Linked DNA regions of Homo sapiens: all the other regions are linked to region 1. A link is a loop called in an ENCODE intact Hi-C map of the cell type or tissue named here. Cell type or tissue: gastrocnemius medialis. All regions are shown on one strand. Each heading gives the region's core, and the rest is flanking DNA. Links, peaks and the distances in the headings are about the cores only. Region 1 overlaps WWOX (WW domain containing oxidoreductase). Region 2 overlaps WWOX (WW domain containing oxidoreductase). Region 3 overlaps WWOX (WW domain containing oxidoreductase). Region 4 overlaps WWOX (WW domain containing oxidoreductase).

Region 1 (7,731 bases), core at 1,852-6,851:
GCCCTACCACTAACTGACTCCATGCGCTCCTATCGGTTCTTTATTTTACCTCTGCAAGCCTCAGTTTTCTCATCTGTAAAGTAGGGATAACATTAGCTTCAGCCCTCACAGGCTTAGAGTGAAGTTTAAATAAGAAAAGGTATCTAGGCTGGGCGTGGCGGCTCACGCCTGTAATCCCAGCACTGAGGGAGGCTGAGGCTGGTGGATAGCTTGAGCCCAGGAGTTCGAGACCAGCCTGAGCAGCATAACGAGACCCGTCTCTGCAGAAAATACAAAAATTAGCCAGGTGTGGTGGCATGCATCTGCAGTCCTGGCTACTCAGAAGGCTGAGGTGGGAGGATTGCGTGAGCCCAGGAGTTCAAGACCAGCCTGAACGACGTAAAAAGACCTATCTCTACAAAAATTAGCTGGGCATGGTGTCACGTGCCTGTAGTCCTAGCTACTCGGGAGGCTGAGGTGGGAGGATCGCTTGAGCCCCGGGAGGTAGAGGCATGATCATGCCACTTCACTGCGGCCTGAGCTACAGGGACTCTGTCTCAAAGGAAAGAAAACAAACAAACAAAAAGCCATGTAGAGCTGGGCTATCCAATACTTGAAGGTAGCCAGTGGACACGTGGGGCCATTTCAAGCTAAATTAAATTTTAAATAAAATTAAAGATTCAATCTCTCACTCACACATTACAAGTGCTAAACATCCGGACACATCTAGTGGCTCCCACTGTGGGTAGCACATACAGAAAGAACGTTTCCGTGACAGTAGAGTGTCCCATTGCACAGTTTGGGTATGGAGCACTTAGCCCAGTGTTGGGCACAGTACCTGCTGTGATGGTTAAAGCTTAGTTTTATTGGCCAGGCATGGTGGCTCATGCCTGTAATCCTAGCACTTTGGGAGGATGAAGTGGGAGGAAAGTTTGAGCCTAGGAGTTTGAGACCAGCCTGGGTAACATAGTGAGACCCTCTGTCTACAAAAAACTAAAAAAATTTAGGCCATACTTAGTGGCTCACGCCTGTAATCCCAGCACTTTGGGAGGCCGAGGTGGGCGCATTGCCTGAGGTCGAGAGTTCGAGACCACCCTGGCTAACATGGTGAAACCCCATCTGTAATAAAAATGCAAAAGATAGTTGAGCGTGGTGGCGCATGCCTGTAGTCCCAGCTACTTTGGAGGCTGAGGCAGGAGAATCACTTGAACCCGAGAGGCGGAGATTGCATTGAGCCGAGATCATGCCACAGCCTGGGCAACAGAGCAAGACTGTCTCATAAATAAATAAATAAATAAGCTGGACGTGGTGGCATGTGCCTATGGTCCCAGCTACTTGGGAGGCTGAGGTGGGAGGATGGCTTGAGCCCAGAGGTAGAGGCTGCAGTGAGCTATGATCTTGCCACTATACATCAGTCTGGGTGACAGAGCGAGACTCTGTCTCAAAAAACCAAAACAAAGGTCAATTTTTTTTCCACATTCATCTATAAAACAATAAAGGAAACATCCTAGACACTTGAATCAGAGCCCTTTTAATTATGACTTCAAAAAACAGGGCTCGTGCCACCCAAGATTTCCTCCATATACAAAAAAAAAAAAAGGAAAAAGGGAAGAAGCAAAGGGGCAATACAGGGCTCTGCCCATTAGAATCTCTAGGGACAGACCGAGGTTTGAGAGTTCCTGCTCCTGATCTCAGGGGAATCCTGAATTACAGGTGTTAACCTGATTATCCCCAGCCCAGCTCTTCGTTAATTACCTGAAGTGAATGGGACAGTTTCCAATACTCAGCACAAAGGCGTGCGCAGTGACTCTGTGGCGTACTATCTATTTGGCCTTGGAAAGTTACTCTCTAAGTCAGGGCTTCTTTTCTTCAACTTTGGTGTGAGACTCCGCTGGAGAGCTGGTTAGAAAAACACAAGTCTCGGGCCCCACCCCGCAGAGCCCCTCATTCTCTAGTTCTGGGTTGGGGCCCAGGAGTCTGCTTTTCTAGCAAGCGCCCAGATGTCACTGATGCTTACAGCTCTCAGACCACAGTTGGAGCAGTGATTTTTAAAAGTCTTTTCATTTGTAAAGAGTTGTTCTCCATGCTCCAAATGACTGTGACGACTGAGAAAATGCATGTATGTAAAGTCTGCAGCTGGTGACATTGTAGACACTCAGCAAATGGCCTTTGGTGTTACTGTTATTTTATTTTTACTAATTATTTTTTACACCTACAAATCAGGATCTGCTACAATCGCTTGATATTTGAAAATTGGGCCTAACCCACTATGCCACTCTTCTGTCATGAAATAACAATCTTCTATTTAAACTAGTAAACTTAATAGTTTAAAATACTTGGTAGTTTAATAGTTTAAGTAGAGCCACTGAAAGATGGCTCACACCTTTCAGCTCAGTTTTTTTGTACCAGTGAGGATGAATGTTTCTGCATGTGGGTAGTTGGCACCAGTCTTCAATGAATTATTTTTCCTTTAGCCGGGTCTGGTGGTGGCGTGTACCTGTAATCCCAGCTACACAGAAGGCTGAGGCAGGAGGATACCACGAGCCCAGGAGTTGGAGGCTGCAACGACTTACGATCATGCCATGGCACTCCAGCCTGGGTGATAGAGCGAGACCCTGTCTCTGAAGATACAAGAAGGCCACATGTGGTGGTTCACCCCTGTAATCCCAGCAGTCTGTGAGACTGAGGCAGAAGGATTGCTTGAGAAGTTTGAGATTGGCCTGGGAAATATAGCAAGATCCCAACCCTATTAAAAAATTAAAAATGAAAATAAAATTTTAAAGAAAGGTATTTCTCCCCTTCACGGTAATTTGGAGCCAGTACTTCTTGCACCATTCATTTGTCCACAGCATGGGACAAAGGATAATGCCTTAATGCCTGCTGCAAATAGAACAGTGGTGCTTAGCAGCTTTAGATAATGCATTGTAGGTGTTTTGCAAAAACATACTTTCGTGACTAAACATCATAAGCTCCAAGTGAGTGATTTCCCCGCGTAAATGAATGATTCTGTGAGGATAACACTTCTAAGATGTGAGATTTCAATAAATGAATCTGTAGGCTGCTGTGATGGATACCTTTGGTGGGGTAGGAAGGATCGTCATTTAGAACCTGGGTTCTGACTCCAGATGACTTGTTTTGTTCTATCCCAGAAATATTCCTAAAATCGATTTCCAGTTTCCAAAAGAGCAGGTAAGGAAAACACTGAGTGTTACTTGGTCTTTAAAATTTTTTTTAAATTCATTTTTATTTTTAAAAAATAGAGACAAGGAGGTGGGCGCGGTGGCTCACACTTGTAATCTTAGCACTTTGGGAGGCTGAGGTGGGTGGATTGCCTGAGCTCAGGAGGGCGGGTGGATTGCCTGAGCTCAGGAGTTGGAGACCAGCCTGGGCAACAAGGCGAAACCCCATCTCTACTAAAAACATTAAAAAAAAATTTAGGCGTGGTGGTGTGTGCCTGTAATCCCAGCTACTCTGGAGGCTGAGGCACTAGTATCACTTGAACCGGGGAGGTGGAGGTTGCAGTGAGCCGAGGTTGTGCCACTGCACTCCAGCCTGGCTGACAGAGGGAGACTCTATCTCAAAAAAAAATAATAAAAATAATAAAAAAAAAATTACATGAAAAATAGAGACAAAGTCTCGCTTTGTTGCCTAGGCTGGTCTTGAACTCCTGGGTTCACGTGATCCTCCTGCCTCGGCTTCCCAAAGTGCTGGGATTACAGGCACGAGCTGCCACGCCTCACCTCTTGTTTTCAATACCATTGATAAGTTGTGGTCTTCAGGGACTTGTGGGCATTTTCAAGTTAAATATCCAACAGTCGTGATTTAGGGCATGAAGAGCTCACTCATCAAGATGTATGTAATTCAGATTTTCTGAGTGTTTAATTCGGCGTCTTTGGTCACAAGGAACAGAGTTTTACTTGTGCCACCTCTTCTAAGAAAAAGGTTTACTGTAAGAGATAATGTTGGCAAGCTGAGGAAAGGAGGCAGTTTTGGGTAACTGTCTCTTGCGATCCCCTCCTGCACAACTGTGGCGTTCTCTTTTTCTGACTAGCTGATTCTGCTGCTGCTGGATTTATTCATTCTTCTCCCTCACAGTTTTGGCTCGCACATGCTTCCTTTTTAGCTCATGGCCGTGCAGTTCAACTCAACCTCATGGCATCTTTTTATCAGCTGTCCCTGCTGCAACAGGCTTAGAGTTGGTTTCCCAATTCCCTAGCGCAGAAATCCACTGGCATGAGTCATCTTTCCCATTGGTAGATTGCAGAGCAAACTTCTGGACAGATTTGCCCTTGGCTCATGTATGATTGGACCTGCGGTCTGTCCAGGTGTACTCAGAGTGGGGAAGGGGAGCGGTGGCAGGTAATACAAAACCCACCTAAGTAGAAGGACCTATGAACCATGAGGGTTTTCCTTAGCAGGGAGTGCCAGTGGGTAGGGATGACTGGTTTTGCAGTTTAGGGCCAAGTGAGTTGGAATGACAGCTGTGGCGTGTTGAGTCAGATCAAGTCCAGAATTCCTCTCCACCCCACCCATTTGCAGTTCCCTCAGATTTATTACGGGACCTGGATGTGATGCAAGCATGCCCGCTGGCTCAGGCTGTGCCTCACAGCTGCAACATCCCTGGGGTGGAGAAGCCATGTGGGACCTCACAGAACACTCCACCGTCCCTGCTAATGGCTGAGAAAGGACTCTGCCCTCATGGATGGGGTTGGGGGACCTGTTATCTTCTTCCAGGTTAATCTTGGTTTCAGCTGCTTTAAACTCTACTTTTTAGTGGGACGCATCATACTGAACTATGGAAGCACCATAGTTGTCACCTAGTTGAGCTTCTCTTTGTTCCCATATGTTTCAGTGAAGCAGTTATAGCTTCAGAAAAGAGGGAGCCAGGAAATACACTTGTAATTCATCACTCCTTTTATAGTCAGAGCATAGGAACACTCATAGTATGTATCAGAAACTAGTGAACACATGTTGTTTTACAGCTCTGTCTGCAAAATTGCATCGTGGGCCTCTTTGGGGAGTGTTCTCAATGTGATTTTTATTCTGGGGTGTCCTTTGGCCACAATCCTCAGGATTATTTTTTCTCTGTGCTGTTCACTGTAACATCGTCCACCCTCTGAGATCTTGCTTTTCAGTCTACTGGTATCTCCACTTCTCTCTGCAGCGTGATGTCTAGTCAGAGTTTCCATTCTGTTTTTATGACCCTGGGAGGACTGGGAGAGATCTGTGAGGTCATCTTGTCCACCCTCAGCCAGGGCAGGAGTATTCCCTAATGGTAGAGTCAAGTGTTTGGTTTGGTCTTGTTTCTAATGACTCAAGTGATGAGGCCTGGGGACGTCCCTTGGGAAGCTATTCTGCAGCCTAATAACTTTCATTCTGTGATTTTTTTTTGTATGTGTCTAATATTCAGAGTCTGACACAATAAGGCCATAAAGAGCTAAGTCTGTCTATGGTAGATCTTCACCTGGGAATGTTCTCCTAATAGTCACTTTTGTTATAAATCTTCACCTAGCATGGGAGTTAAGTGCATTTTAAAACTAGACCTGGGGACTATGTATCCTAAAATGCAAAAATAGCCCCCAAAATGAAAATTAATGTTGAGAATCTAGTCAATCTGCCAGCAGTACGTACATAACTGTTCTGTGTATATTTCACATGGCCATATATGTTTTGCTTGTGTGGTGCTAAATGCAAAGGCAGAGAAGCTTCTGCTATTGAATGCTTAGCACAGAACTCCTGTCCTCCCTCTTTGAAATTATTCCGACAGTTGCCCCTCATTTGGCTTGCCAAGGAGTAAGATCTTGGCTTGTGTGTTTCTCCCATGTGTGGTGTATCTGTAATCTCGGTCACTGTTGAGAGCCTGGTGGGAGGCTGATTATTGTTGAGGGAAAGATCTGAGAGCAGGGCCAAGAAAGGGAAAGAGAGAGAGAGGAAAAAAAACAAAAAAGAAAAAGAAAAAAGAGAGGTGGGTAGGGAGGGAGGAGAGACATGGACCCACGGGGAATGGGAAGAGAAATAGAAATAGGGAATTTGAAATGGAAATAAAACAAAAGGGCAGGAAAGGAAGAAATAAAGAGAATGAGATAAAAGGAAAAGAAAGTGCAAGTAGATTTGGGATCTATAGATTGGGGAAAGACATTCATACAGTCAGGACCAGATGTTCACTGGAAGTTTTTTCCTTCTGGATCCTTCTTTGGCTATAGGAATCTGGTTCTCAAAGTGTGGCTCCCAGGCCAGCAACACCAGCATCACTCAGAAATCTGTTAGAAGGCCAGGCGCGGTGGCTCAGGCCTGTAATCCCAGGACTTTGGGAGGCCGAGGCGGGCGGATCACGAGGTCAGGAGATCCAGACCATCCTGGCTAAGTCGGTGAAACCCCGCCTCTACTAAAAATACAAAAAATTAGCCAGGCGTGGTGGCGGGCGCCTGTAGTCCCAGCTAGTCGGGAGGCCGAGGCAGGAGAATGGTGTCAACCCGGGAGGTGGAGTTTGCAGTTAGCAGAGATGGTGCCACTGTACTCCAGCCTGGGGGACAGAGCGAGACTCCCTGTCAAAAAAAAAAAAGAAATCTGTTAGAAATGCATATTTTCTGTTTTCACCCCAGAAATCCTGAATAAGAAACACTAAAGGGGAGTGGGCCCAGCTATTTGTGTTTTTGGAGGAACTCCTGTTTTAATTTGTTTTTTCGGAAGTCCTCCAGTTTGAGAACCAATGATAAGGACATTTTTCCGGGAATCCAGTTGTTTTAGGAAAGGCCCAGTAGGCATTTATGTTTATAAGCAACTCCACCCTGCACTCCATATGCCTTCTGTAGCTATCTAACAGAGACAGAGTTGACTTGCAGAAACTGTTTTCTCTGGCCAGGAGACAGGCTTCGTTTTCGAAACTCACCCAGGAAGGCAGTGTTCTTCTTTTCAAAAGGCATTTTTCTGTTGACTGTGCATGAAGCCACATAGTAATAAACAGTTTCCATATCCAAGCAGCTAAGGCTTGTGCCTTGCAAGTTAAGTGGAACATCACGATCTATATCTCAGTTTTCCTTATGTTTCCCCAGTTGGCACATCATGGCCAACAAGAGAGTAGGGATCATTAAGGAGTTTATTTTCATCTTTATTTTATCATTTAAAACACATTTTTTTTTCCAATGAGAGTACTGATGACATAAAAGGTTATACATTGAATAACCACCCAAATTAGCAGTGTTTCATATTTACACTGTTCAACACAGTTCTCTTGTCTCTGTTCATGATATAACAGTAAATCCAAGTTGCTTTAAGTAGATATTGGAAATATGAACCCAATATGTTCTTAACATCTCCATGTCGTAATTCTAATTTAAAATCAAAATCTCATCAAATTACATTTTAGATTAAAGCATTGTACCTATCGAAAGAAGAGAATCGAAAATGCGAAAGTCCTTCATTTTCAGTGTGGCCTGAGATTGTTGAAGGATTTGTTCTATTGCATGCTGATAAATATTTATCACGGTTAAGTGAACAATCATTTGGAGACAGACACCATTTTATGATGCAGCTTCTCAGGGCGTCCTAATTGTGACTCTGCCTTGCCATTCTATGTTTTATCGGAATACGCAGACATATACTTTATGAGGTTGGGTAATGAAGAGAGAGAGACCCCAATAAACATATTTTCTAAGAGTAATGGTTATCTATAGCTCAGGAACCCTTGGTTAGCACAGCCTCTATTACACAGTACTAGGCAAGCAGTTCATAGCTCAATTAGATCTAACTTGC
Region 2 (7,731 bases), core at 1,436-6,435, 130 kb after region 1:
CAACTTGTATACACGTTGTTCTATAAGTGGTTGATTGTTTTTTAGGAAAAAAAAATTCAGCATCTCAAATGTACCTTTAATATTGCTTCTGATTTTTGTTGTTTTGCTATCATAGCGTTACCTACCTCACAGAGATGTTTTAGGTCATAAGTATTTTTCATTTAATTTTTTTTCCCCTTAATTTCCTTTTTTTCCCTCCTAAGCTATAAATATACAGCCTTAAAAAAAACACTCAGAAATTTAAGTCCAAGAAGCCTGCTTTTCTTGATACCTTTCAAGTGCTAGATTAATAACATTTTTGTCAGGTGGTTACCAGAATGGAGGATACTTGAGCTGAGTTTTGCTAGAGTCCAAGATCATCTATTCTAATTTCTGGGGACACATATTTTGTCCTGGTTAGAGAGATATATAATGATGCCTATCTGATTCTGTGGTGGTCTGGCTTTGATGTATGTATATGTGGGCAGGAATGTGTGTGCGTGTGTGTGTGCATGTGTGAGCTCCTGTGTGTGTGTTCATCACGTATCCATTGTGTCTCCAAGGTCTTATCAACAGCAACAAAAGGCCTCCTTTGAGATCAATCACATTCATTCGATGTTTGTTTTCTACTACCTGATACTTACTGCTTTCTCTTTGTCGCCGTTAATTTTGTTTGTCATATGTCAGACCAGGATGAGTGGGGCACATACAGATTCAGCTCATTTTATTTTTTTTCTCCCTTCCTTCGTCACCACCTTTGCTAATTTCAGGCGGTCAGCACATTTAGCAAGCATGTAGCTGCTTGCCTGAGCAAGCCATTAATCTATATTAGAAAATGTAGAGGCCCCAGTGTTAACCTTCCTGAAGCTTGTCTCCCCACCCCCAATTCTATAGGTTCTATTATATCTCCGCTGGTTTAAGGCAACTGCTGTTTCTTTTAGGAGTTTTCTTTTCTTTCCTTGCTGAATATCTGCACTTACCAATACTGCCCAGGCACATGGGCTGTGGCTCAAGTTTTCAGTGCAGGACAGTGTGTCATTGCAGGAGAAGACAGAACCCGGCCAGATCCTCCCGCTGCCGGCAAGCGGAGTCAGTTACTGGGAAGCCATAATAATTCTGTCTTCTAGAGAATTTTGGCAAAAATGTGCCTCCATCTTACATCAACAATTTTTCATCTTTCTGGAATTTTTATTTCCCCTTCCCCTCTTGTTCCTTTTTATCCTCCTGGTGAAGTATCTCCTTTTCCCTAAAAAACTGGAAAAAATGCACTTTTCTATATTAATTCAAATCATATTCAAAAAATACTATATGTTAAAAAATACGATGTTTCTGTAATCCTTACATCCCCTAATAAAACCACTGTGTGATGAAACTACCAAGAAGCCTCTCTTGAAAAAAAAAAAATTAAGTGAACCTCTACTTTAGAATGTTGGCTTTTCATATATGTACAAAACAAAAGAGGTTGCAGTGATGGCGTGGATAAAGGCACCTGTGTACTTTTCCAACCTATCCAATTTCAAGATGTATCCTTTGTGGATTACATTGGTTCTTTTCTATGGAATCATGCACCTTAGACCTGGGAGAAACCAGCGTGACATCCAGGGTCAAGGTTTTCCAATCAGGTATTTTGGGGGAAAAAGTTCTGCCTTCATGTAACAACTAATGTGACATGGCAGTGTATAAGACATTACAGCCAAGGCCTTCTGGTTGAAGTTGGGGAACTGTGGGCGTTGTCCCCACTAGTCCTGTCATCTGCCCTTGCAAAACCACCCTTGGGCTCTCTCGCGTGCGGTCTGTGCACCAGCTACCTTTGTGCTCCCCACATTCTTCCACCTGGCCTGGAAGCTGACCATAGTTGGCTCTCTTGCCCTTTCTTCTTCTGGTTGGATTTAGCAATTTAATTTTCAGGCTTGCTCCCTGCAGGGTGTCACTTCACCACCTTCCTCTGTAGAAGGTTTCGTCCAGGCCGGGCACAGTGGCTCACGCCTGTAATCCCAACACTTCGGGAGGCCGAGGTGGGCAGATTGTCTGAGGTCAGGAGTTTGAAACCAGCCTGGCCAACATAGTGAAAACCCATCTCTACTAAAAATACAAAAATTAACCAGGCATGGTGGCACACACCTGTAATCCCAGCTACTTGGGAGGTTGAGACAGGAGATTTCCTTAAGCCTCGGAGATGGAGGTTGCAGTGAGCCAAGATTGTGCCACTGCACTCCAGCCTGGCTGAGAGAATGAAACTCTGTCTCGAGAAAAAAAAAAAAAAAGAAGGTTTCATACATTTTAGCTGACAAGGGCAGGAGCTGTTCCTGCTGTTACTAACTGGAGTACATTGCATGAAACCTTGCTGTTTCCTTAAACCCTGCACCGACCTTTACAAACAGTGCCTTTACTAAACACTTCTTACGTTACCCGTTTTGAGTGTACCATCTGCCTCTTGCCAGGACCCTGACCAAGAATTTGAAATCTCAGACCATGATGACCTCCTTGCCCAATGCGTAAGCTGTCCTCCAAAACACACATTTATGGGGGCAGAGGGAGTCTCTCTGGAAGGAAACTTCGTCTGAGCCATGGCTCCTTTTGCTTCCCCTGGGTTTTAATCCTTCCTTCCCTTCCTGTTCTTTTAAGGAAATCTGAAAAGGAGCAAAAGAGCTTTAGAACTGCAATGCATCTGTCTGAGGCCAAGGACAGTTGTACGCAGACCTCTCTGCCAGTGTTTCAGTGACCCTCCTCTTGCTGCTTGGCTGCCTATGAGTCCATGCTGACATCTGGCTCTGTCTGCCCAAATATAAACTTGAGAGTGACTTCCAAGATATATACAGGGCTCAGAGGTTCTCTCCCCAACCCATTCACTGGCCCTGCTCTCTCTCGATGTTCCCAAGTCTCCTGGGTGACCTTGTGTGTCCTTCCTGGGATATTGCTCAATCACCCTAGAACTGTAAGGCCAAGTGGTCATAGCCAGAACATGGCAGAAACATTCCTGCTTCTATTCTGCTTTTCTAGCATGGAATCCCCTCTGCCTTAATGTGAATAAATACTCCCCAAAATGAAGGCAGAATCCAGTATCTGTTGTTTAAACTAAATCCCTAACTGGACCCCCTCTGATAAACCCTCTGATAAAGAATTGATGTAAAATTTGGGACGCTGGATAGGACCAGGAAGCCAGAGAAAGAGGGCACCCTTTTCTTTTCTAGCATTTGAGTTCCCAAAGAAGTAAAACTCTGTGAATGTTCACTTCATTTTTTCCTGATATATCGAGGACTCCAGATGTAACCTCATTGATAGTCTTGGTGTGTTCTTCAGTATTTGTGCTTTTAATAGATATTGCAAGTGTGTTTAATGTGAAAATAGAAATGGAGGGCTTTTAAAAGAGCTTACTCAAAATCCTGCCAATTACTGAAATCTACCAGACAAGAAGGAGCCACTCTTTTTTTTTTTTTTTTTTTTTTTTTTTTTTGATACAATGAGGGGAAATGTTTCTTCCACAAAAGCCTGGCCGTTTGTCTTTAAAAATTTTCATCTTTTGGGTACTGAGTTGTAATAGTAAATACAGATGTAGCTGTGTCACATTAAAAGCACAACCAAATTGTAGTACAATGTTCAGGACACTTTTATGTCACTTTAAAATGTAGAGTATCATCTAAAAATGAGCAATTGCTGTGAAGAAACTGGGGTTGGCTCTGATTTTGTGGCTCAGTTTTTTTTGGTTTCTTGAGAAGATCATCTTTAAGTCAAAAGTTATGCAATGCCAAGTACTCATCTGTGTAATCTATTTCAGTTTCCAAAATTTTTCATCACCTGGTTACAAACATCTGAAGGCAAGAAATAGCCAAGATTCCATTGCAAGTCCCAGAGTAAGTTATTATTAGACAGAAACAAACAAGTAAATACCTTGGGCCTGAGCTATTGCCCAAACCAGTCCTGACTTGGCTTGGGTTCTGACCAACTGTTTTTGATCCCACAGTCTGAAGTACGTTTGTGGAAATACAAAGGTCAAACCTTCCCCTAACCCTCTGTAATCCCTGGTGGAGCTAAGGAATGAAAAGTTGCTTAAACATTTTCCTGTTGCCAGTTTTTCTTAAACATTAGTGCTATTCTTTTTTTTTTTTTTTTTTTTTTTTTTTCCTTCTTCAACCCTGACTCTGATTCACAAAGAATAGGGAAGCTTAGCCAACTGCAGTTTCAAAGTATTGCTTCTTAAGCCTGGGCCAAGTGTGTAGACTTGATAGAATTCTGATTAATGCATCTTATTACATTAATTTTAGAAGAAACCAGAAGGCATTTCTCCTATTCCTAGTGCAGGCCAGCCTGCCAGAAGCATTTGCCTCCTTAAAGAGCTAATATCTTCAGCTACCAACAATCATAAAACTGAAAGATCTATCGGAAGAGTTGGCTTCTCTGGATGTGCATAAGGCACACTGCAAAATAGATGTACAGCTTGGCTGAACTTTGCTTCAAATTTGCCAATCAAAATTCACGAACCCATGCCAAGTTGGCTACAAAACCTCTCGCTTGGAGCCAGCACTAATTATGTCAACAAGTAGTTCAAGTTTAGCCCCTGTTAAGTCCTGTACTCCTGGGTATTGGGGATGAGTCTTTGTGTGGTGGCAAACGGGCCCTGTCTTCGCTTGGCTTCCTCCTAAAATTCCCAGGACCTCTTCGGGTCCCAGCCCTTTCTCTTCCCCTGAGATTGCGCCTCCTCACCCTCTGTCTTGGATGGAAAGAGTTCCAAGGCAGTCCAGTCACCCCAGTGAAAAGTTTTCTGATGAGGTCAAGCCTTCTTATTGTCATAGGTCATTTTCTTTAGAAATGAGAAACCATCTCATTGGGCTTTCCAGGAAGGAGACTCTGAGTGCAAGTTTGTTGTGAAGAACACGTGCCTTGGAATTAACACCTATGGAAGGGAAGAAAACGAAGATGGAGTGGGCAGAGGGAGAAGCTGACTGAGATGGAGTCCAGCAAGGGTCTCAGTCAACCTTATGAAGCTAAAAGGGCCCATCAGAGCTAATCCCTATTGGGCTAATGTGGCCAGGCTTTTATAAACCTGCCTTGACTCGTGATTGGGTGGGCTGCCCCAGGAAGGATGTGCCCTTGCAGAAGGTAGTCTCTGTGTTCAGGTACTCCCTGGAAAGGCTAATGGCTGAAGGCTACAGGTTACCCTGGAAGGGAGACCTGGGCTGCACATCAGAGCCCATCTACTTTCCAGTGTGGACAAGTTCCAGCTCCTGCCCCAGCCCTGCCACACCATCACCCTCTCCAGCACACACAGCCCTTCTCTGTTGATTAGGGTTGGTTGAGCTGTTCTACCACCTTCATTGACTCAGGCCTTGAAGTGCAGTAGAAAGCCCTAGGACAAGGCAGGCCCAGTTTTGAGGCTGGGTGCAGAGGCTCATGCCTGTAATCCCAGCACTTCGGGAGGCCACGGCAAGAGGATCACTTGAAGCCAGGAGTTTGAGATCAGTCTGGCCAACACAGCGAGACCCAATCTCTCCAAAAAGTTTAAAAATCGGCTGGGCATGGTGGTACATGCCTGTAGTCCTAGCTACTCAGGAGACTGAGGCAGGAGGATCACTTGAGCCTCGTAGGTCGAGGCTGCAGTGAACTAAGATGCCACAGGACTATAGCCTGGGCAGTTTTGAGTGCTGCCTCTACCATGTAACTAGCTTGCCAGTCAAGTCATTAACTATTCGGGGCCTTAGTTTCGTCTTTTCTGAATTGGAGCCAGTATACGTAATTCCAAAGGTTGCTTTTAAGCGTAAGTGAGAATATTGGCAGAAATTCGTTAGCACTGAGAGAGGGAATGTAAAGTGGAGGTTAAGTGTACGGCTTAAGAGCAGAGTCAGGAAACCTAGACTTGCACCCTGATTTCTGAGTTGAATGTTCCAGGGTAAGCCACTTAATCTCTCTAATCCTCATTGTGCTTAGCTCTAGAATGGAGGCTTGTTGAGAAAATTAAATGGAAACGATAACGGCGAAGCACTTAGCACATGAGCAGGCCCATAGTACTCAGGTGTTCATTCCACAGAAAAGCGTTCACTCTTCTGCACTCTTTCTCAGTCAGTTGGCCACTGCTGTTCAGTTCACTTCTTTTGGATCTTCTCAGCCCCATCAGGTTCCCAGGTGAAATGAGCCCCGGCTCAGCAGGCCAGTTGTCTTCAGTGACCCCCAGTGAGGCAGCAGGTGGGACTTGATTCTGGAGGCAAGACTCAACTCCATAGACAGGGCTTACACACCGGACCAAATTGAGGACTAGCTAAAACAGGGATAGGGTGGGTGCACCTTTCCATGAGCTGTGTCCGCCAGTGTGTCATGTCAGTTTACAATTTCCATGGCAACACCTAGAAGTTACTGCCCCTTTCCATGACAATGACCCAACAACCTGGAAGTTACCACCCTTTTTCTAGAAATTTCTGCATAATCCACCACTTAATTTGCATATAATTAAAAATGGGTGTAAATGTGATGGCAGAACTGCCTCGGAATTGCCACTGTGGGTACTCTGCATGTGGGGTAGCCCTGTTTTGCAAGGAGCAGCACCTCTGCTCCTGTTGTACACTGTCCCTTCAATAAAAGTTGCTAACACCACCACCTTGCCCTTGAATTCTTTCCTGGGCAAAGCCAAGAACCCTGTTGGCCTAAGCCGCAATTCTGGGGTTCGCCTGCCCTGCATCACCAGCACAGTGGAAGGCCACAAGCTCACAGCATTTTCATCCGTAAACAAAGCTTGGCAATATCTCTGATGGTTAAGAGCTTACGTGTTTGCGCCAGTGAGACTTGCACTCAGTCTTCTTTGAGTGAGACTTGAACTCGATTCTGAGTCTCCTCCTTCCTAGATGGACTCATTATTTACTTATTTATGTATTCACTCATCTATTCATTAATTTATACTCTTAGTTTGATATCAACATCTGTAAAATGGGGATGGTAATGTGGTGATATGGAGGAAAATAAAATAACTCTGGCATTGTTCTTACTATTTACCTCTGTACTGTCATCGTTATCATTCCTTTGATAACCGTGAGCACCTGTCATGGGCCTGGCACTCTAGTAGGCTCTCAGGATGCACAATGACCCTGTCCCTGCTTGCTGGAGACATAGGAGAAGCCCCCAGCCACTGACATCTGGGTGTTGTAAGAAAGCAAGAACAGTCATGGACACTGCTAAGTTTTGATGCCAAAGAGCCAAATTTGCAGTACCAGAATGTCCTTTCCATGTGTGACCCAAAGTTTTGGCTACTGAAGACGTTGCATGCCCTCCAACAGTGGAAGTGGTGCCCTGAATACGCCAGAAATAATCGTGGAGTCAACGAAGATCTGGGAGTATTGTTTGGAGACATCTCAGTATTCCTAATTCATTTTCCCATCCTTAAATAAAAATCTTTCTTACTGATGATCTGAGAACTTCTTGTAAGCCCCATTTCCATGAGTAGAGTTGGCCATTGCCCACTAAGAAAATTTAGGTGGTTTTTATTGGGATTAGTGGATGAACTTAGGATTAGTGTGGCCCTTCCTTGAAATATAATGACAACCTTGGTGAAAGCAAGACCACAGGGCCTGTCTTCAGGGAAGTGCCTTGCATTTTAATACCAACCATGCCACGTGTATGTGTTTCCTGGGCCTGCCATAACAAATTATCGCAAACTGGGTAGATTGAGAATCATTCATTGTTTCATGGTTTTGGTGGCCGGAAGTCCAAAATCAAGGCGTTTGTGGGGTTCGTTCCTTCTGGAAGCTATGAGGGAGAAACCATGCCATG
Region 3 (7,731 bases), core at 1,106-6,105, 94 kb after region 1:
ATATGATAGCATAAGGCAATTCCTGGCACATGGCATTGTTCTGAACTGTGAGGTGCTCCCAGGAGATCTTGTGCTTCCTATCACATGCCCATTCTGCAAGTCCATCCCCTTATTGAGCAGATGTTTACCGCAGAGCACTAAGACAGATGGAACGTCACCGTTGCCCATAGCACTCATGGACAGCATGGGGTCCCCTGTAGCAGATATTTGTGGTGTATGCTCGAAGAGGGGCTGCAGGTAGAACTAGAAAGGTAGGTAAGTTGGGCAGATGGCGAGAGACATCACAGCCCTCACTCCTGAGGGTGGGGAGCCATCTCAGGCTCAGGAGAAGAAGAGTGACAGAGTCACCAACTCACTCCATCAAATGTGGCTGTATTTTTAGAAGTGTCTGGTTCCTGAAATACCTCAATTCCTTTTGCCTGCCTGGCTCCTCTCCTCTCTTCTGCCTGTTCATTGAACTGAAAGATTATCAGGACTGTATTCAGCCCGGCCAATAATATCACAAAACAAAAATATCTTGTGGGTTTGAAATTTATGAGTGTTTTGACTGTTCACAGCAATGCCTTTGAGAATCACAGTGTGTCATCCCCTCCCCACCCCCACGAACATGTAGTTTTTGGGCAACTTTTCGATGAGTAAAACAGGGCCTGACTTTTACCCCAAAGTGATGTTCTTTTGTGGCTTGTCTACTCCAAGAACTGAGATACCCAGACTCATTTCTCATCTCTTGTTGAAACAGAGAAGTCACTGTAGCGCCCTCCGGGGGGTGGGGTATCAAGGGAGAGTATGGGCTTTGAAACTGCTCATCCCGTCTACAACCTTGGAGGGCATGGTGTTTCACTCCCCCACCTCTCCCCACAACTTCACCCTGCTCCAATGAGGATGAAAATGTCTTTCTTATAGATGGGACAGGAGCCTTAGTAATATGGTGCGAGCAATGGTTCACATAGGGGACAGGTGTTCATTCAATGGTGGGTATTATTATAATAATCATTAGCATCATTGCTAGTGACTTTATTTTTCCTTTAGCCAATGGAGCAGTGGCTTTTGGCCCACTACTTTCGACTGAATCTATGAGTGAATGTGATCCTCCGTTTTAACCCTGTCTTATTGGATGTTGGTAAACAGTATATCATGAGCCCCTGTAAGAGCTTGAATCCTTCAAAGACAAGGTCAGTCAGTGGCCATCACTACTCTAAACGTAAGACCCTGTGATGACTGACACTTACTAGGTTTCTCATTTATTTATTTTTCTCTGCAGGACACAGCTATGTGTTCCAAAGATGGTCTTAAACCTATAGGAGTATAACACCATGGCTAGTTCAGAAAACCTTATTCCAACTTCCAAACTTAGAAGATACTGGGAAGTAAAAGGGAGAGAAGGGAATGCATGGCTTGGGCTAAAAAAATGATTCTGCATTCATCTCAGAAGGATGTTTTCCAGTCTTTCTCTAGAAACAACTTTTGTGTCTAAGGATTGTGGGTGAACAACAGCAGCACAGGCTACATTGGCTTGGCTCGGTGGTTGGGATGGTTTGGCTCTTACTGGGCAGTAAGCACAGTGGCTGGGATAGGACCTTGGCATCTCGTGCGAAGCCCCTCTGCCTGGAGTCCTGCCTCTGTGACACTTGCTTACTGTGTGACCTGGGTCAACTCATACCTACTGTTCGTCAGTTTTCTCATCTGTAAAATGGGGATTCCAGTGGTTATTATGAGAATTAAATATGACGATACATAAATAGCACCTGGAAAAGTGTTTAGGAAACCTTGACATGATGACCTGTTTAGCAGCAGCAGTGTGTGCCATACTTACCTTTATGGAATGAACAGATTTGGAGTGAGGATGGATGTTTAGCTCACTTTATTAGTCTGGTCTCACACTGCTATAAAAAACTGCCCGAGATTGGGAAATTTATAAAGAAAAGAGGTTTAATTGACTCACAATTCTGCATGGTCGGGGAAGCCTCAGAAAACTTACGATCATGGTGGAAAGGAAGCTAGTGCACCTTACATGGCGGCAGGCAAGAGGGGCAGGGAGGGAGAGAGAAAGAGGGAGGGAGGAAACCACCACATATAAAACCATCAGATCGCGTAAGAACTCGCTATGTCAAGAATAGAATGGGGGAACCACCCCCATCATCCAGTCACCTCCTACCAGGTCTCTCCCCTAACATGTGGGGATTACAGCTTGTATTACAATTCGAGATGAGATTTGGGTGGGGACACAGCCAAACCATACCACTCATGGCATCTCGTTTTTACAGAGTATATGTGTTTTCAGATTTTGCATGACATTTTAGGATAAATGTGATGAAAATGAGGAAAATTGGGAATGAAGTTTAGGTCAGAAAAGTTTCAGTGATTATTTTTTCAGAATCATTGTTTCTTGGTTTCTAGGGTCCAACATGCCATTGTTCAATGGCTGTATTTCAATGGCTGTATTTCAGAGGCTGTATTTTTTTTCCCATCTCTTCCTTCCTACTTAGAAGACAGTGACATTTCCTCTGTGCCTCTCAGGTGTCAATGCCATCCAACAGGAATTTGTACAAAGAAAGGGAGGACTTTCTGATGATGTTGTCCAGGACAGTGGCCCCATGTAGCTACTGAGCACTTGAAACGTGACTAGTATGACCAGGGGCTGGACTTTTAGTTTAATTTTTTGTAATTTAAATAATTTAAGTAGCTGATGTGTCTAGTGGCTGTCGTATTGGAAAGCACAGAGTAGACATTGCAAATACAGACGTAGAAAGACACCGTGCCTGCTGCTAAGAGGCCCCTGGTCCTACTGAGTGGTCAGCTGTTTACACTGACAGTCCCAGCGTGGTATAATAAGCATTAACACAGAGACATGTACAGGGTGCTGAGAAAGCTAATTTTTGCAATAGTCAAAAAAGACCTCAGGGCAGACTCCCCAGCACAGAGTTCCAAGCCTTTACCTAAAAAGGTAATCATTTTATAAGTACCTATTATGTGCCAGATACTAGGATAGGCACTTTGCATAGAAACTCACATTTCGACTGGGCCTGGTGGCTCACGCCTGTAATCCCAGCACTTTGGGAGGCCGGGGCAGGCAGATCATGAGGTCAAGAGATCAAGAGCATCCCGGCCAGCATGGTGAAACCCTGTCTGTACAAAAAATATAAAAATGAGCTGGGTGTGGTGGCACATACCTGTAGTTCCAACTGCTCAGAATGCTAAGGTAGGAGAATCGCTTGAACCCAGGAGGTGGAAGTTGTAGTGAGCCAAGATCGCATCACTGCACTCCAGCCTGGGTGACAGAGTGAGACTCCATCTGAAAAAAAAAAAAAAAAAAAAGACATTTACATTTTATCTTTACTGTAGCTATGGCTGCCTATCCCAAGGATGGGAAGTCTGAAGTTCAAACTGGTGATGATCCCCACCCCAAGTCACACAGTTAGCTTTATAGTTAAATCAGGGTGTGCCTGATTTCCTAGCCATACCAGGCAGCCTATTTCTTGAATAACCTCCCATCCCCTGTGTCTCCTTTGTGGAGCTCTTGGCAATACTCTGGTGATTGGTAACCACTGATACGCCGCCAGCAGTCCACGCTTGGGTGGAAGGCAGGTTTCACGTAACTGATTTACCACTTGGTAAAGGAACGAGGTGACAGCAAGACCACAAACTAATAAATATGCCGGTATTGACATAATGTCGGACCTCAGTATGATTGATGCATGTGTTGTTGACTGGGATGTCACATGTTCAGGCTGTAATCCTGGTCTCAGTATGACTGTGAGGACGGGGCCAAGTCATTTCACAATTTGGGTGAGTGTTCCAAGCTTCTCAGAAGAGCGACGCAATAGAAATTCAAGGTATGAAATTCAAGGTGTGGTCTCAGAGTCATTTTATCTTACAGCTTCTCTGCTGTGTTTTCTCAGTATGTGAAATGGGAACATCACTTACCATCTACTCACCTCCTGTTTGAGTTCAAGGGAAGGTTTGCAGATTGGCCTGAAGGAAGACTTCTCTTGAAAAACTCAAACCAAAGAGCACACCGCCGTCCCCAACCCTGAGCCATTTCTGTCCTTTTCATGGAAAGGGAACTGTGTTCGCCAGCTCGTAAAGCCCCGGCGTCTCCTCCTAGAAGAAACACCCACATTGACCCAGCAGTGTTCATTTTCCCATAAGGTGGTGCTGGATAGGGATAGGATGTCGCCCCTTGTTCACCCCTTGGCAATAATCTGTTTGATTCACTCCAAATGCTGCTTCTGATCTCCATCTATTTCAGGGGATGACCAGTCTGAATAAAACCAATGAGCTTAATCTACTTGTGGAATGTTATAGCCGGAAGGGATTCATAGAGATCACTCTATCGCCTAAAATTCTCTCTTCTACATATCTCAGTGTTGGAAAACATAAATGTGACTCCAACTTGTCTTTTTTGTTGTTTGTTTTTGAGACAGGGTCTTTGTTTCCCAGGCTGGAGTGCAGTGGCATGATCTTGGCTCAGTACAACATCTGCCTCCCTGGCTCAAGGGATCCTCCCATCTCAGCCTCCTGAGTAGCTGGGACTACAGGTGCATGCCACCACACCTGGCTAACTTTTATTTATTTTTAGTAGAGAGGCAGTTTTGCTGTGTTGCCCAGACTGGTCTTGAACTCTTGAGCTCAAGAAATCCTTCCACCTCAGCTTGACATTACAGGTAAGAGCCACCGTGTCCGGCCCCCCTTTCTTCTTTTTTAAAGTGGGGTATTAAGGCTCAGAAAAGAGTGTTTCTGCCACTGCAGAGGATTGCTGACATTATTAGTTGCTCACTCTGTCCAAGGCATTGTGCTCAGCTCTTTGTACAGATTGTTTAACCCTCACAAGTCTATGAATAGAGTATATTACCCACTTCATTTTAAGTAGGAAATTGAAGCTCAGGGAATCGTAGCAGAGGGCCCCAGTTCACACTGCTGATCAGTGATGCGACTGGGATCACCACAGCCCATCTGGTTCAGAAGCTTGTTCTCCTAACCAGGATGTGAGAGACATTCTTGTCCTAGGCAGCACGTTGGTGGCAGAGGTGGGATCTAGACTGAGGCTCTCATTCTGTACCCTCTCTGGCCCCAAGGAAGGAAAGGGGAAGGAGAAGGGCCTTTGGGACTGGGTGGATGTAACACTTTCTGCCACCTCTACTCTTCCTGCTATAGATTAAAACAGAAGCTCTGAATTGCAGCCACAAATCAATAATGAAAAGCTACCAGACCAAGCCCTTTCTTGTTTAGTGTTGTGTCTTCTGTGTCAACATCTCTGGAACATAGTCAATGGCAGTACCCAGTAGAAGCCATATGGATACTTTTTCTCAAGTGTTGAAATAAATTAATGGTGTGGCCATGGTTCTCGTACTTCAGGTCCCTGTGAGCCCCTGGGGTCCTACACAACTTGGGGTAATGCTATGGTCACCTGCATCCCCTCCTCTCCAGCCCTCACCTGGTTTTCTCTTCTCCTTCCAAGAAAAAACACCCATACCATTCTTAACATCTCTGGAAGCTGGGGGTCAGGAGAGGGAGATCCATAAAGTTCTTGTCTTCCCCGACTCAAGAAGCTTAAGGGTACATTCACTCACTCATGAATTGACTGGTTTATTCATTCACTGGTTGATTAATTCATTCATTCACTGGTTAATTAATTAATTCATGTCATCCTTTGGATGTCTTGCAGAGCTGAGTGCTGAAATAAAATGATAAACAAGTCAAAAACAAAAAGGCCTCTGACTTAACAGGACTTCCGTGATGCGGGGGAAGAAGACAATAGGCAAGTAAGCAAGTAAATATACAAGATAAATAGAAACTGTGATGAGGGAGTTAAAGAAATTAAACTGGTCCTTGTGGAAGCAACTTCGGGGGAGGAGGAAAGACAGGGAAGACCATTTTAAGGAGGTGATGTTTGAACTTAAGAATCAAAAACAGTGCAAGCGCTGCATGGGGGAGAACAGTCTAGGCAAGGTGAACGGAAGTGCAGGGTCCCTGAGGCAGAAAGGAGCTCAGCCTCTTTGTTAGCTAGAACAAGAAAGGGGCCCGTATGGCTAGCATAGGATGGGATAGGGGATCGTGGTGGATACCAGCTAGGATTTCACTGTAAAAGAAGAAAGGAAGCCACTGAAGGGCATTAAGCAGGGCAGTGATGTTTTTTAAAGATCTGTCTGGCTGCCTTGGGGAGCATGGGTTCAGAGAGCAGCAGCAGAAGTGTGCAGGATGACTTGGACTGTCACCTTGGGGCCAGCCTGCAGACTGGTGTGGCCGAAGGAGTGCCGTGACTCCTCTGCCACCTCTCCACATTTGGAAGATTGTTTTGCAGCTGCAACCTCAAAACAGAAGCCTCCTAATTACCAGGTAGCTTTCTAGAGCCAAACAAATGCTGTTGTTTCTGACAGGTAAATCAAGACAGGGAAATGATGACACATTCACCACAACTGAAGTGTTGATGGGGTGTGTTGTGACCCCTGGCTTGTTCCAAAGCCTATGTGGGTGGGAATTCTTTAATGTCTGCCTGGAACTGGGCACTCAGCTATAAATAGAGCTATTTTGGAAATTCTGCACCTCAATTTCTAAAAAGTTGGAAGGACAGGAAAGGGGAGCTGTGTTTGAGATCTCAGAAATCTGCACCCCACCTTGCTATCCACCACTGGTATTCCGTCAGTCTTACTACCCCCTCCCACCTCTAGCCCACCCTCTACCATCCTCACCAGGAAGGAGGCTGCATTCATTTCAAGAACTGCTTTTCTTTTATCAGCTGGCATTACTAGGTATAGACATTATGACCCTTTAATGGGCGATGGGTTAATACCTGTTGCTTTTGTGTGCTTCCTATTTAAAACATGTTTATCTATCCCCCACCCCCACTTTATCCAAAAGTTATTCAGTGTTTTACAAAGACATGAATATTGGGCCGGGCTTGGTGGCTCATGCCTCTAATCCTACCTGAAGCAAGAGAATCGCCTGAACTTGGGAGGTAGAGGATGCAGTGAGCTGAGATGGCACCCCTGCACTCCAGTCTGGGCAACAGAGCGAGGCTCCATCTCAAATAAAATTAGTCAGTCAAAGACATGAATATTTTCTTCTAAGTAGAAGTAATGATGACGATGATGGTAGCAGTTATGAGCAGGTAACATGCATTGAACACTTATTTGCTCCATGCAATGTTCACAGGTCTTTACATGTAAAAACAACCCTGTAAAATAAATAACATTATTCTCTTCATTCTCCAAGTAAGCTGAGGCAGAGGATTCCAGCACAAGCAATTTGGTTCCAAAACCTGCCCTTTTAACCTCTACCAGATTTTGGTGAACTCTCTGTCTTTGGAAGGGTAGGTGGCGGCTGCGGGGAGAAATAGATGAAGCTGTTACATTTGGCAGCAAATGTAAATCACCACCTTCACTGGCTTTAATTTCCCCCTCCAGCCTTCTCGCCTTGCCATCACCTTCACCCTGTCCTTCCTCTTCAGGCCACCTATCCCTTCCGATTGACCCCACTGGACTTCTCTGCTCCTGGCTTCTGTCTTCCCTCTAGTGACCGCTGTCTTTACCTTCAGCTGCACGAGCTTTTTCAAGAACCTTCTTGCTCCCTCTCCATCCTCTCTGTTTTCCTACTTTTCTTTGGCCACTGTTTTTGCCACAGCTTCTAGGATTTCTCTTTCCCACAATCTAGGAGAAAGGTAGAGCTCTCTTATGCTGGGGCAACGCTACCAACATTGGTATTCCACAGCATTCCAACGATTCTAAATACTCT
Region 4 (7,731 bases), core at 1,678-6,677, 54 kb before region 1:
AGTAAATGTGTTTTTTGCTATTAAAAGTAATGCGGTTTTACTTCTGCAGTTTTTTTGCCATTTGCCAATTACTTTTGCAGTTTTTGCCAGTACTTAAAAGTAATGGCAAAAACTGCAAAAGTAATTGGCAAATGGCAATTGCGGTTTTTGCCGTTACTTAAAATTGCATTACTTAAAAGTTTTTAAGTAATGCAATTACTTAAAACTTAAGTTTTTAAGTAAGTTTAAGTAAAATTTGCATTACTTAAAAGTAATCGCAGTTTTTGCCATTACTTAAAAGTAATGGCACCAACCTAATATTGTTATTACTTTTTACCAACCTAATATTGTTATTAACTAAAGTCCATCGTTTATCATATTGCCTTAGGTTTTTAAAAAATTTTTTACCTAATGACTTTTTTGTGTTCCAGGAGCCCATCCAGGATACCACTTTTATTTATTTTTTTTTTCTTTTTGAGATGGAGTCTGGCTCTTTTGCCCAGGATGGAGTGCAGTGGCGCGATCTTGGCTCACTGCAACCTCCGCCTCGCAGGTTTAAGTGATTCTCCTGCCTCAGCCTCCTGAGCAGGTGGGACCACAGGCATGCGCCACCACGCTCAGCTAATTTTTGCAGGATACCACATTTTATTTAATTGTCAGGTCTCCTTAGCATCTTCTTGGCTGTGACAGTTTCTCAGAATTGTCTTTGTGATGACCTTGACAGCTTTGAGGAGTGCTGGTTGGGTATTCTGTAGGATGCTCCTGTGTTGGGATTTTTATGATGTTTTTCTCATGAGTTTACTGGAGTTAATGAATTTCAGGGAGGAAGACCCCAGAGGTCTGTTTTCATCACATCGTATCAAGCATTCCACCTTCATCATGACTCTTCACTGTTGATGGTGACTCTGATTCACCTGGTCAAGGTAGTGTTCATTAGGTTTCTCCACTGCACACTTAGTCTTTCCCTCTACTTTCCACACTGCTGCCTTTGGAGGAGTGTTGCTGTGCCCAGCTCATGCTTGTGGAGTGGGGATTTAATGTTCTCACTCTTCGAGGGTAGAGTATCTGCATAAACTACTTGGAATTCTGCATGGAATATTTGTGTCTTCTCCCCCATTTATTTATTTAATCATTTATTTATATCACGGTACACTCATGGACATTTATTTTATGCTTTATGTTATAATCCTATACTACTTTATTTATTTTGTTGCTTAAATTTTTCCAGATGGAACAATTTGGTCTTCAAAAGTTGCTGCTGTTGGCTCCTGTGTTCTTGTGATGTACACACATCATGGTGTGGTGTGTTTTTATCTTTGGTTTTGTTTTCACTTCTTTTTTGCTTTTTGTGCCTCCTCTTCCCTCTTCCCCCCACCTCATACATACACAAAGGGCAGCATGCTACTATAATTTCTGGAATCTCAGCCATATTCTTCTTTTTTTTGTTTTAAATAAAAATCATACTAGAGCAGTAGGCAGTGTGGGTGAGTTCTCCCACTTTACATTTTACTTTGCATAATTTAGGCCCCTTTCAGGCCACTCTTCCCCCTGTGCCCCAGGTGTGTTTGCTACCATACCTCCCCAGGGGATAGCCCTCCAAACCTGATTGGCCAACTAGTCTGGTCTTAAAGTCCCAAAGGGAGGCCATCACAAACTACTCAGTATGGAGAAGACCTGAATCCTAATTTTGGCTTAACCCCAAACTTGGGCGATTCAGTTTTACCTGTGTCCTCTCTATACCATAGTTTATGACAAGGGGTTTTCTGTGGCTGGTCTCCAAGGCCTCTTCCAATCTTGACATTCTGTGATCCTGTAAGTCTTTGAATAATGGCCCAGGATGCCAACAAGAAGTCACCAATGAGAGTTCAGGTGTTCTGTTGGAAATCTTTGTAAAATCACAGAGAAAAGGAGAAGAAAAAGAATAAAGAGGAAAAACTGGACACATAAATAGGAAGACAAAGAATGAATGTGGACTGGGGAGAGAAGAGTCATTGACAGGGACAAGAAATAAATAACTTTGATGCAAATCCTGGGAAGACTCTGGAACAACATGGAGGCACCTATGTTAACTCTATTTCATTTTGGAAAAGTTGACTAGACAAAAGGTGCAGAGTAGAGTATGCAGTGATTTCAGGGTGTTGGGCTCTGACAAGATGATGCCGACTTAGACAGTGTTAGTCAACATCAAATGTCTGGATCAAGAGAGGCAAGAATCCCGTGGATTTGGCGTTGGCCAGAACTTGTCTGGAATCTTGTTTTCTGCCTTGAGTGTCACCTGTTGAGAGCTCTGTTGACAAACTGGCATTTGTCCTTGGGAGAGTAGCCTCAGGACCAGGGGTGAAGAGTTCAGTAAACTGTGTTTAACCCAAGGAAAGATACAGGGTGTGTCAGATTTTGTAAGGATTTTCAAGGAGCAGTAGATAGTGGCCCTACAGTGGAATGAACCTTCACACCGAGGATCTGCTTCCTTTGTTGGAGGTGGGAAAGCAAAAGCTGGATGCTTGGAATTGTCATGGCTGCCGTCTGAGTGATGCTACCTTGAGTGGACGGTTTGGCCAACTAAGGAGTAAGGCCTCTCCCTCATGTCACATTGAGTGGTGCTAATGTTTCCTGAAGTTTCCCTTTCTTTTCAGTTCAGTGTTTCAGAATCTCAGCCTTCCAGCAGAATCCCCTTTGTTTGCTCTAAATATACATTCCCAAGCCCCGTGTGGCCATTCTGATTTACTAGGTCTGGGGTTGGGGGATTGTGGGTGCCGAGAATCAGTATTTCTATCAAGCTCCCAAGGGGACCTGATATATACATGGAGCTGAAAAGTACCCACCTAACAGACTTGCCAGCTCCTTAAGGATAAGAACTATATTTTCTTCCTTTTTTTGTATGCCTCCCCATGCAAGGATAATTACACAGAATAAGCACTGAGATGCCTGTTGATGGATTTATTCCAGCAATTTTTTTTTTTTAGCTCTCTTTGTCTGGAACTTTGCAAAATAAACACCATGGTCACTCCGTGCTTTGTGAGTGACGTGCTAGAATGGAATTTCACTGTTTTAAATTCAGGGTTAATTTCTTGCTTTCAAATGAATTATGAAAGGAAGAGGAGAGACCTTTGGAAAAGTCTGAATGTTGATGCCGACGACTAGCCAGGCGCTTCCCTTCCAGCTGGTTTCGTGAGGGATTAAGAGGCCACTGTTGTGAATCTCCCATTAGTGATGGTCCCAGGCCCCCTCCTCATTGTGCATTTATCTTACAAGAGGCATATTTAGGAGATGTTTCCGTTCTATTTTATCTGCAGAATTACTTTCCATTCTCAGGTCTTTTATATAAGTATTCCCTTGAACCCGTTCCAAAAACTGGATTTTTAACCCAATAGACCATAACTGCAGTGTTTTATTGTGCTTACATATTTCAAAATGTGAATGTAAGTAGATTTAGCAAAGTTAAAATAAAATGAAAACTTTTCAAAGGGCACCACTGCTCGCATTCCCATGTTGGAGTTTTCCCTTTGGGGTTCTTATGCCATTTTAAAGACTCTGAAAACAGGAAGACTTTTTCTCTTGGGTATTTTATTTTTTTTTCCTCTGCAAGGGATGGGGTCATAAGACATTGGTGAGGTTAGGCCTTCCTTTGTCTCCCAGGAGCACACTTGATAGCAATGTAGGGTGAATTCCAAATCTGTGAGTTAGTGCCGTATATAGCAGTGTTGTCAGTAAGATTTCTCACTGGCATCTCTGCTTCCCCTCTTGACTCTCTTGAAATCCCTTCTTCAGGCAGAAGCTGGAGTCATTTCTCTAAAATAGAAATCTGATCTTGCCACCACCCTACTTGCCACTCCCTGCTTAATCCCTTCACTGGCTCACCATATCCCTTAGGATAAAATAACAAAATCCTTTCCAGGGCCTGCAAGACCCCTGCCAACCTCTGCAGCTTACTTTGTACCACTTTCCCCAGAAACCTGCTACCTACCCTGCTCCTTGCCACAGGGCCTTTGCACAGGCTCTTGTCTCTGGCTAGAGTAGTCTTCCCATCCTGCTTTAGCTAATCAACTCTTTCTCATCATTTAGGCTTCAAATGGATCATCACTTTCTCTGGGGTGCAGGGGTCTTTCATATAAGTATTTCTTTGAACTCATTCCAAAAAAGTGGATTTTTAGAAATAGAAAAAACTAATTTAGAAATAGAAAATTAATTGAGTTTTAGTTTTTAGAAAATTATCTAAGAAGTAGATTTTTAGAAATAGAAAATTAACGTAGATCACAGAAAATTATCCAAACTCAGTTAATTTTCCCTTTTCCAGCAACTGTATTTGTCCTCCCCACTTCTCTTCCCTGCCTTCTTTTTTTCTCCTTAGCACTTACAATGTCTCACTCATGTAGACTCGAAGCTTCACAAGGGCAGGGATTTTAGTCTATTTCATTGAAAATCTGTCACCAGTCACTGGCCCAGAGAGAGTCCTCAAAAATAATTGTTGAATGAATGAATGAATGAATGAATGATGATGGCGTGATGATTGTGTATTCCTCATCTGGCTGTAAGTTTCACAAGGCCAGGCACTGGGGTCCTATTTTGCTCACTGTTGCTGTGTGGGAAAGAGTTAGTACAGCAGACTGTCGCAAGCTTGGCTCTTGGCTGCATCTGGGAACTTGGAATTTAGGAGGGCTGTCACCATTCCCAGATCAGATAAAGATGGCTCACTCTGTCTAGACTGCTTGTACCAAAAATAGGGCTCATGTGGAATACCTGCTTTCCTTTGTGGAGGCTGGAATTTTGTTATATGCTACAGAGAGGGTGCCTACGTGGCCAACTTCCAATAAAAACTGTGGACACTGAGTCCCTAATACATTTCTCTGGTAGACAATACTTCATATATATTTTCACAGCTCATTTCTGGGGGACTAATTAAATGCATCCTGTGTGACCCCACTGGAAGAGGACATTTGGAATCTTGTACCTGGTTTTCTCCAGACTTCGCCTCATTCACCATTTCCCTGTGCTCATTTTGCCTTGCATCCTTTTGCTGTGATAAATCTCAGCCATGAGTGTGACCGTATGCTGAGTCTTATGAGTCTTCCTTGCAAACCACCAAACCTGGGTTGGCGTTTCAGTGCCTGACACAGTTGTATTCCTAAGACATAGTTGGGACCAGACCTCAAGAAAATAGCCAACAAATACTGGGTGAATGAACGAAAGAGGCCATATGCAGTCAGCCCCCCTCTCTCTGGGTTCTACATATGTAGATTTAACTAATGACAGATTAAAAGCATTCGAACAAACGGAGGGTGGTATCTGTACTGAAAATGTACCAACTGCTTTTTTTTGTCATTATTCCTTAAACAATCCAACATAACCACTATTTATATCGTGTTTATATTGTATTAGGTATTATAAGTAATCTAGAGATGATTTAAAGTGTACAGGAGCATCACATACATTATATGCAAATACTATACAATTTTATGTTAGGGACTTGAGCATTTGTGGATTTTGGTATTTGGGGGGGTTCCTTGAACCAGTCCCCTTTGGATACTGAGGGACAACTGTACAAATCACATTTAGGAGTGGATGCAGGTCAGTCGTGACATCTCATCCACCCCTTCCTCACCCAAGATTCTCCGTGGCTTGTGTCAAGGCCTCACCACATCAGAATATTTCTGCTCATGGTTGCTGAGACAGAGCTGGACAGGTCCAGCATCCATTCCCCAAAACAGAACTCAAACTGACGATCATCAAGATATTCCAGCTATGGCAAACTGCGGAAGAATTAGGACAGATGTATGACTTATTTCATATAAAGCTAAATCAGTTTAATTTATATGATTGTCCTTTATTATGAGATTATGTTCAACAGATATTTTCAGTGTTAAAATATTCTTTTTTTTTTTTTTTTGAGACAGGGTCTGGCTCTGTCACCCAGGGTCTAGCACAGTGGCACGATTTTGGCTCACTGCAGCTTCCTCCTCCCAGGCTCAAGAGATATTCTTGCCTCAGCCCTCCAAGTAGGGCTACACGTGTGTGCCACCGTGCCTGGCTATTTTTTGTAGGGACAGGGTTTCAACATGTTGCCAAGGCTAGTCTCTAACTCCTGGGCTCAAGCAATCTGCTCACCTGGGTCTCCCAAAGTGTTGGGATTATAGGTGTGAACCACCATACCCAGCCAAAATATTCTTTTCAAAGTGATTAGAAGTAGGAGAAGCTTGCTCTCTTTTTATTGGCACTTCTGTCTTACATGCACTTTTTGATTTAAATTATTCTGTCTTCTATGAAATGACAGTGATTGGAGGTGGTTTATTTTTTTTTAAGTCTGCTTACTCGGAAAAATAAAACAAAGTTGACAACCTGATTTCAGACCTCCCAATTTTTTCTTAAAAAAAATAAAAGTCTTCTTGGTCCATGAAATCCAGAAACTGGAGACCAAACTAGCAAATTCGCAAGGAGCTGCTTGATAGAAAAACACTTGAGATCAAGAGTCAGAAATAGCTGGGTTGAATTCCAGTTCTCTCATATTAAGTGACAAGTTGCAGAATGCCCCTGTCTTTCTGAGCTGTTTTTATATCTGTACAATGGGGTTAATACTACTAGTATTTGCTTCCAGGGATTGTTTTGGAGGGGAGTGAGGAATAAATGATATAATTCACTAAAACACGTAGAATAGTATTTGACACAGAGTAGGTCAGCATGCCCAAAGTATCAGAGTCATTATTGAGTTATTCCGCTACCTCCGTATTTGAGTCCTTTCTTTTGGGCTTTCCTACTTAACGTCGCAGATGTTATTTTTTTGAAGAGGGTGTAGGCCAAGAAAGGGGTGGGAGAAACGAGCAAGGTGTTGATAGAACCCCTTAGTGTCCTCCTCATACCACAGACACTCTCTTCCCCCACTTACTTGGCCAATTTTTTTTTTTTTTTTTTTTTGGTGGAGTCTCGTTCTGTCTCCCAGGCTGGAGTGCAATGGTGCGATCTCAGCTCCCTGCAACCTCTGCCTCCCATATTCAAGGGATTCTCCTGCCTCAGCCTCTCGAATAGCTGGGATTACAGGTGTGCGCCACCACGCCCAGCTGATTTTGTATTTTTAGTAGAGTTGGGATTTCTCCATGTTGGTCAGACTGGTCTCGAACTCCTGACCTCAGGTGATCCACCCGCCTCAGCCTCCCACAGTGCTGGGGTTGCAGCTGTGAGCCACTGCGCCCGGCCTACTTGGCCAAATTCTTGCCTGATCGCCTCTCCACCCCTGCTACGTGTAATAGAAAGGTAGGGCCATGTTGGAGAGGGATCCAACATTTATTATCCCCATTTTACAGATGAAGAAGTTAAGGTGGCCAGGCATGGTGGCTCATGCCTGTAATCCTAGCACTTTGGGACACTGAGGTGGGTGGATCACTTGAGGTCAGGAGTTTGAGAGCAATCTGGCCAACATGGTGAAACCCTGTCTCTACTACAAATAAAAAATTAGCCGGGTGTGGTGGCGTGTGCCTGTAATCCCAGTTACTCGGGAGGCTGAGGCAGGAGAATCGCTTGAGCCTGGGAGGCAGAGGTTGCAGTGAGCTGAGATCGTGCCACTGCGCTCCATGCTAGGTGACAGAGCAAGATTCCATCTCAAAACAAAACAAAACAAAAAAACAAGAAGTTAAGGATTGCAGAGCATAAGTATCTTCTATGGGGCTACCCAACTAGGTCGGGACAGGGCAGGGATTTGAACCTAGGAGCTCTTGGATTGCAATTTTTCATTCACCCCTCCCTCTCCACCCTTCCTGTCTTCAA

Evidence for each region. A loop is a pair of places that touch in the nucleus more often than their neighbours do. Peaks named below come from ENCODE experiments on the same cell type or tissue, not always from the same donor. Only the 100,000 strongest peaks of a DNase experiment are listed, where the experiment ranks them.
Region 2: it touches region 1 in a loop (5-fold over the local background); 3 of 110 quality-filtered maps call a loop at or near these places.
Region 3: it touches region 1 in a loop (5-fold over the local background); 2 of 110 quality-filtered maps call a loop at or near these places.
Region 4: it touches region 1 in a loop (7-fold over the local background); 4 of 110 quality-filtered maps call a loop at or near these places.

The regions. Positions count from the first base shown.
Region 1 is chr16:78,679,982-78,687,712 of GRCh38, forward strand. The region is part of intron 8 of WWOX (WW domain containing oxidoreductase); the gene reads left to right. Among named protein-coding and RNA genes, the nearest start is that of WWOX-AS2, 180 kb to the left of the region's middle. In gastrocnemius medialis, for the core only: no CTCF peak of the experiment used is centred there; DNase peaks (open chromatin) are centred at 4,190, 4,550 and 5,240; H3K27ac peaks cover 1,982 bases.
Region 2 is chr16:78,813,100-78,820,830 of GRCh38, forward strand. All of the region lies in intron 8 of WWOX (WW domain containing oxidoreductase), which reads left to right. Among named protein-coding and RNA genes, the nearest start is that of WWOX-AS2, 320 kb to the left of the region's middle. In gastrocnemius medialis, for the core only: no CTCF peak of the experiment used is centred there; DNase peaks (open chromatin) are centred at 2,847, 3,658, 3,912 and 4,542; H3K27ac peaks cover 2,742 bases.
Region 3 is chr16:78,774,750-78,782,480 of GRCh38, forward strand. The region is part of intron 8 of WWOX (WW domain containing oxidoreductase); the gene reads left to right. Among named protein-coding and RNA genes, the nearest start is that of WWOX-AS2, 280 kb to the left of the region's middle. In gastrocnemius medialis, for the core only: no CTCF peak of the experiment used is centred there; a DNase peak (open chromatin) is centred at 3,752; H3K27ac peaks cover 306 bases.
Region 4 is chr16:78,625,694-78,633,424 of GRCh38, forward strand. All of the region lies in intron 8 of WWOX (WW domain containing oxidoreductase), which reads left to right. Among named protein-coding and RNA genes, the nearest start is that of WWOX-AS2, 130 kb to the left of the region's middle. In gastrocnemius medialis, for the core only: no CTCF peak of the experiment used is centred there; DNase peaks (open chromatin) are centred at 4,568 and 5,974; H3K27ac peaks cover 545 bases.